2 separate regions of the Homo sapiens genome follow, and region 1 is linked to region 2. The links are chromatin contacts, found by Hi-C or POLR2A ChIA-PET in ENCODE. All regions are on one chromosome and are shown on one strand. The core of a region is the stretch at or near the end of the contact, and the rest is flanking DNA. Distances in the headings are between cores, read along the strand shown.

The links. Hi-C counts contacts between places; a loop is a spot of excess contacts on that map. ChIA-PET counts read pairs that join two places held with the same protein, here RNA polymerase II (POLR2A). Pooled maps may share reads with other maps.
Region 1: a loop to region 2 is called in a pooled map, with 2.9 times the contacts of the local background. The contact joins the promoter of LINC00572 here to the enhancer-like site in region 2. A Hi-C loop is called at or near these places in 3 of 37 single-sample maps with no recorded cell type and 11 of 50 pooled maps. POLR2A ChIA-PET finds 5 or more read pairs at or near these places in 3 of 52 experiments (CD4-positive, alpha-beta T cell, GM12878 and PC-3).

The regions. Positions count from the first base shown.
Region 1 is chr13:29,925,250-29,927,949 of GRCh38, reverse strand. LINC00572 (long intergenic non-protein coding RNA 572) reads left to right here and starts at 1,299. Exons shown (of 2, transcript NR_047501.1): 1 at 1,299-1,447.
Region 2 is chr13:29,816,689-29,819,388 of GRCh38, reverse strand. All of the region lies in intron 1 of UBL3 (ubiquitin like 3), which reads left to right. Among named protein-coding and RNA genes, the nearest start is that of UBL3, 33 kb to the left of the region's middle. Within about 2 kb of position 1,253, at least 2 of the 41 ENCODE cell types and tissues checked have a DNase peak (open chromatin) inside an H3K27ac peak, as active enhancers do; they include GM12878, where a contact is called at or near this core.

The DNA of each region.
Region 1 (2,700 bases), core at 50-2,549, 110 kb before region 2:
TGGTTGCCAACATGCCACCACAAGTGGAAAATTCCGCACCTGGCCTTAGGTGACAGATGGCAGCTAAAACACAGTCAAAGCTTTGTTTCAGGCACAAACTCATTTAAAATATTGTATAAAATTACCTCCAGGCCATGTGCATAAGATGTATATGAAACATAAATGAATTTCGTGTTTGTTCAGACTTGGGTCCCACCACCAAGATACCTCATTATGTATATGCAAATATTCCAAAATCCAATATATATATATATATATATATATATATATATATATATATATATTCCAAATCTGATAAGAGATGCACACCCTGTAGAGCAAATCCAGATCTGTTCTGAGTTGGAAGTTCAGAAACTAATTCAGCAATGACTACACTTCTGGTGCTTGCAGTATCCCATAATTAGTTGGATGTCATAATAATCCCTATTCTCTTTTTTACAATGGCACTCTTACATCTTACAAAATACTTTAAAGGATTTAATGTTATTTTAAGAATTTTTGGATAAGTTCTTTAAGCCCACTGACAAAATTGAAACAATCCTGGGGGCTTGTGAAATCTGGGTTGGAGATTGTAGAACTTTGTTTTTAGAAGTATCATCTTTCCCTGAATCTTTCATTACCTACCTGATTTATTCAACTCTAATTTTGCAATAAAATGGAATTCTTTTTCTCTCAAATTTGTTTCCTTAAATCAGAATACCCAATCTAATTCCCATCTGTAGATCTGCAGCTTGTGGAATCATTTCATGTCATTCTTTTTAAATTGGCCAACAGCATCCATTTAACAAGCTATTTCCCATAGCAAAGATATCCTTAGTTATGATTTTGGATTTAAGCTGCACTAAAATATAAGGAAATATTGAAACCTTTGAAGAAAGCACTAACTTTACTTCCTTCTTCCAGATCTAGGGATCCCTGGTTACTCCTGAATTACTCCCATCATCCAAAGCTGCTCTCTTCTGCTTATATATAATTTGAGGGAAGCACAATTCTAAGAAGTTACGAACCACCCCTAAGTTATGACTTTTCTAAACATTCCAAGTATTATGATGACTTTCAGACTGGAGATTTGTGCTATCTGCCCAGTCAAAGTCAGCCAGCCATGGTGCATTCAGAACATGTGTTGTCAACAAAAACTGGCATCATAGAAGTGGCTAAAGGTGTACCTCACAGGCCTGGCATCAGGTTCATCAGAGGCACTGCACGTTGAGAAACAGTGGGGTAAAGTGACATCACCAAGGTGAACAGGTGAAATTCAGCTCCACCTTCAAAAGTTATTCTTAGGGAAGAAAATCATCTCTTCTCTCTTCCTCCTTCGGCTCCTGTTGGCCGGTGCCTTCCTGAACCTGAAGAATATCTTTGCTCTTTCCAACTCCCACATTCAAAACAGAGTCTTACAACTCAGCCACATTTTCTGCTGAGCCAGCCAGTGGGAACAAACACCAAGGTCTGTGGCAACCAAAGGTGTATGTGTGTGTGTGTGAGTGTGTGTGTGAGAGAGTGTGTGTGAGAGAGAATGTGAGTACATATTTATTTGTGTTTGTGTGTAGTGTGAGTGGGTGTATGTGTCTGAGTGTTTGCATGTGCGTGAGAGTGTCTATGTGTGTGTTGATATGTGCATTTGTGTGTTGTGAGTGTATGGTTGTGTTTGTGTCTGTGTGTGTGGTATGAGTGTGTGCATGTGTATCTCTGCATGTGTGTTTTTGTGGGGTTTGTGTGTATGCATTAATGTGTGTGGGGGCGGTATGTGTGTGTTTCTGTGTGTGTGTGTGTATTGCTTTTCTTCTAGTCTCCTCCTCCACGCCATCAGCCCACGCAATCCACACCTCATAAAACAGAACCCACATCTCCATCCTACTACAAGGAACTGGAGAAAAAAGAAAAAAAAACAAGCAACAAACCCTCCTGCCAGTCAGAGCCCAAGGAGAAAACTGGATGTAGATTTCAATCCACCCTCCCAGGTCTGCAGGTGTGAGAGAAGGTCACCTTTCTTGAATATCATGACAGTTTTCAGTGTGTGTGACTCATCTATGTTATTCCAGTTCTCCTTCATTAGGGGGATAAAATGCTTTTCTATATTTAATGAATGCCAGTGATTCAGGAGTTTGAGAGAGGTGGGCCCTAATTAGTCAAGCAGGGTTTCCATTACACAGAAAGCTTGAAAGGAAGGATTTTGGCTATTCCTGTGCCAGCAGCCAGAAGCCCAAGCCACACCAGAATAGGGAGGCGTCGTTTTGTTGTCAGTCACCAAGAGAACCAGAGAAAGAGTTGTGAAACCAGGCTAAGGCCCTGGCACTGGCTTCCTTGTCTGTAAAATGTGAGTGCTAGACTGGAGTTCTGGATCTCTGCCAGCTCACAGATGATATGACTCTCTAAAGTATTTGGTCAATATTAGGCAGTCCCCACTGGAAAGCTGGCTTAATAGACAACTTGCAGGCTTAGTCCTGAGAAAGCCTCATGACGTTACTAAGGAATATAGTAGAGAATCCAAAGAGGAGAGGGAGAACTCTACCTACTTTGGTGGAATAAATAGGGTTTTTTAATGAGAGAAGAGTAAGCCCTAGCCCAAATTGTGTAGCAGCCACGGTTCACGTCCAGCTCCTGCATAATCCTTTTTCCCTATCAATCTCAGTAAAGGATTTAAAATCAGTGACTTCTTGTTTTGATGGTTTTGAAGTCACTGTTTTTCCGTCAAAGGGG
Region 2 (2,700 bases), core at 4-2,503:
GGATTTCTGATATGGATAGCCTTGATGTGGTTAAGGGTAAATGCAACAAAATCACCTTACTTGGCCTTTGCCTTTCGTTTTACGCTTCATAGTTCTCCTTTTCTGTCCCAAAGCTAAACATGGGGTTTAACTCTCTCAGATTATATTTAGAGAGTCACTTAGGTGGGATTTTCTAAGCACTTTTATTTTAACTTTCATGAAAAATTTCAAACATACAGAAGTAGAGAGAATATTATAATAAAACTTCCATGTATCCATATCTCAGCTTCAACAGTTGTCACCTCATAGACAGTAATGTTTTATCTGTATTTGTACTTGCTCTACTTGCTCCTTCTAAATTATTTTGAATCAAATTCCACATCTTTCATAAATATTCCCAGATATGTAATATATAGTGATTATTTTTAAAACAACCATAATACTCTTATCACACCTTAAAAATTAGCAGCAATTACCTAATATTATCAAACACACAGATATAAAGCATGTAAAGATGCTGCTATCTTTTAGCAATTGAAAAATTAACATTTCAGAATGTGATTAGTGTTAAAGTGGTTTTTGTCTTGTGAACATTGTGAAGGGGAGAACGCATGGGAAAGGTCTTTTTAAATTCTGTCTGAGACAGTATTCTTAGAGTTCTGGGTTTTTTAGTCTTAAACTAAAATGAATTAAGTCTCAATTTGCTATCAAAATATACAAGCTGTTATACATTGGCCACTAAGGTGAAGTGCAAGCACACTTGTGATAGGCGTATTATGTGAAGTCAGAACTTTAAAAATAAGGAAACAAACACTTTTTTGAAAGGCTGGAAAAACTTCCTTAACATTTAAAAATAGTTCTTAAACAGAGAAAAATTTGTCAGGTGATTGATTGGCCTTAATTTGAGAAATTATTAGTTTTCATCTTCCTTTTTTATTGGAAGGAAAAGGAAGAAAATAGTTATTTGTGTACTTCTGATCAAGTGACCTAAACAGTTTTCTTTTTCCTTTGCTCTGTAAAAGATTAGTAGTCGTTTAAATAATTGATGTTAAGTGTCTCTGAATTCCTGTGTTTTGAAGGCTTTGCACATATTAACTTTCTCTTCCTGACTGAAAAGGATGTGTGTGATAGTATCTTTTTACTTAGTTAGTCTAAATTTAGATTTCTTGATCATGAATTAGAAAGCCTGTGAGTATATGTGAATGTTAGAGTATGACTGTTTTCTTATTTTTAGCTACTTTTGCTGCTGAACTTCCTTTTTTCACTGCTTGGTGCAGTTAAGGGTAAATGCAGAGCTGATTCTGGTGTAATGCAGCTTCTAGGACAGAACATTTGCATATAATATGTTCTATACCAGGAATTTGAAATGGGGACTAAATGCAATTTGTGAATGAAGCACCTTAATTTGCTAAACTAGGAGCTATGTCAGATTTTAAAAAATAAAGTTTTGCTGTCAGTTCAGGCTAGTATAAGTTATTTTCTGTAACTCAAATGATAAAAGCAAAAGTTTAAAACATTCTCTGGATCAAATCTAATTTTGAATTCCTGGCTTACAGAGAAAGCACTTGTTTATGTCTGGTTGCCATTTACCCAGCTCCCTGCTCTCCCATCTGTCAGAATGCTGACCCAGTTTGGGATTAGAATAGGGATTTACCACACGCACAAGTTTATACATGCATGCACACATGTACATGTGAATTTGTACGTATTTCACTTAACAAATTGGATTTTAGCATTGATCTTCTGCTAAATGGAATTTTAAAAAAATTATCTATGATTACTTTGCTTTTAGAGTTGGATTACAGATTACATTGAAAAAAATAGAAAACCTCCAGAAACGCTTTCCTTTCTAATACATTTCAGCTATTTTGCCTCTGGTCTCTTTCCTGTTCCTCCCCTGACCCATTCTTATTTCCATCACCTCAGCCGGCTTTATCATCATAACCCTGTACCCCTCCCCTACCAAGTAGAGCAGGGACTAAGCAGTGATTAAAACATTGGAGCAAACCTGAATGGCTTAATTCATTTAAAAAATTCGAAGGTTCTGCTGCCCATTTATCCATCAGATAAGAGGCAAAACAAACAGAAAAACTTAGCTTTAGTTATTACAGTTTATGTTTTCATCTTACGCGTGTTGCATACCAAGCTATGGTAACTGTAGACTTCCCCAAATGACATTCAGATTCTAAACTAGAAAATGCTTTTATTTATTTACTCCAGAATAAATAAAATGTCGCAGACAAGAAGGTAATGTATTTTCCTCCTAAAGTGACTTTAAAGATTGAGGTGGTTTAGTATTTAGCACTGAAACTTGGAATCAAACAGTTCTCAGTACAAAATGTCCAGGAATAATGAGGAAACGGCATGGCAGCACTGCCATGGTTTTTGTCTTTGGGGGATTGTTGTATGCAGGCAGGATAACTTTTGCGTCTCACATCTTGAATCCAGAGGTGATAGATAACCCTAATTTACCTAGCAGTTAGGTATAGCAGCAGTCTGCTACCTAGAGTTTATCCAAGAACAAGGAAATAGCAAATGTCTCCAAGCAATAAAAATATTACACAGATTCTTGTAACCAAATTTATAAACTTTACTCCTAGAAGATTTTCAGAGTTCAACATTGTTCCTTTTTTTTTTTTTTTTTTTTTTTTTTTTGAGACAGGGTCTTGCTCAGTCACCCAGCCTGGAGTACAGTGGCACAAACACAGTTTACTGCAACCA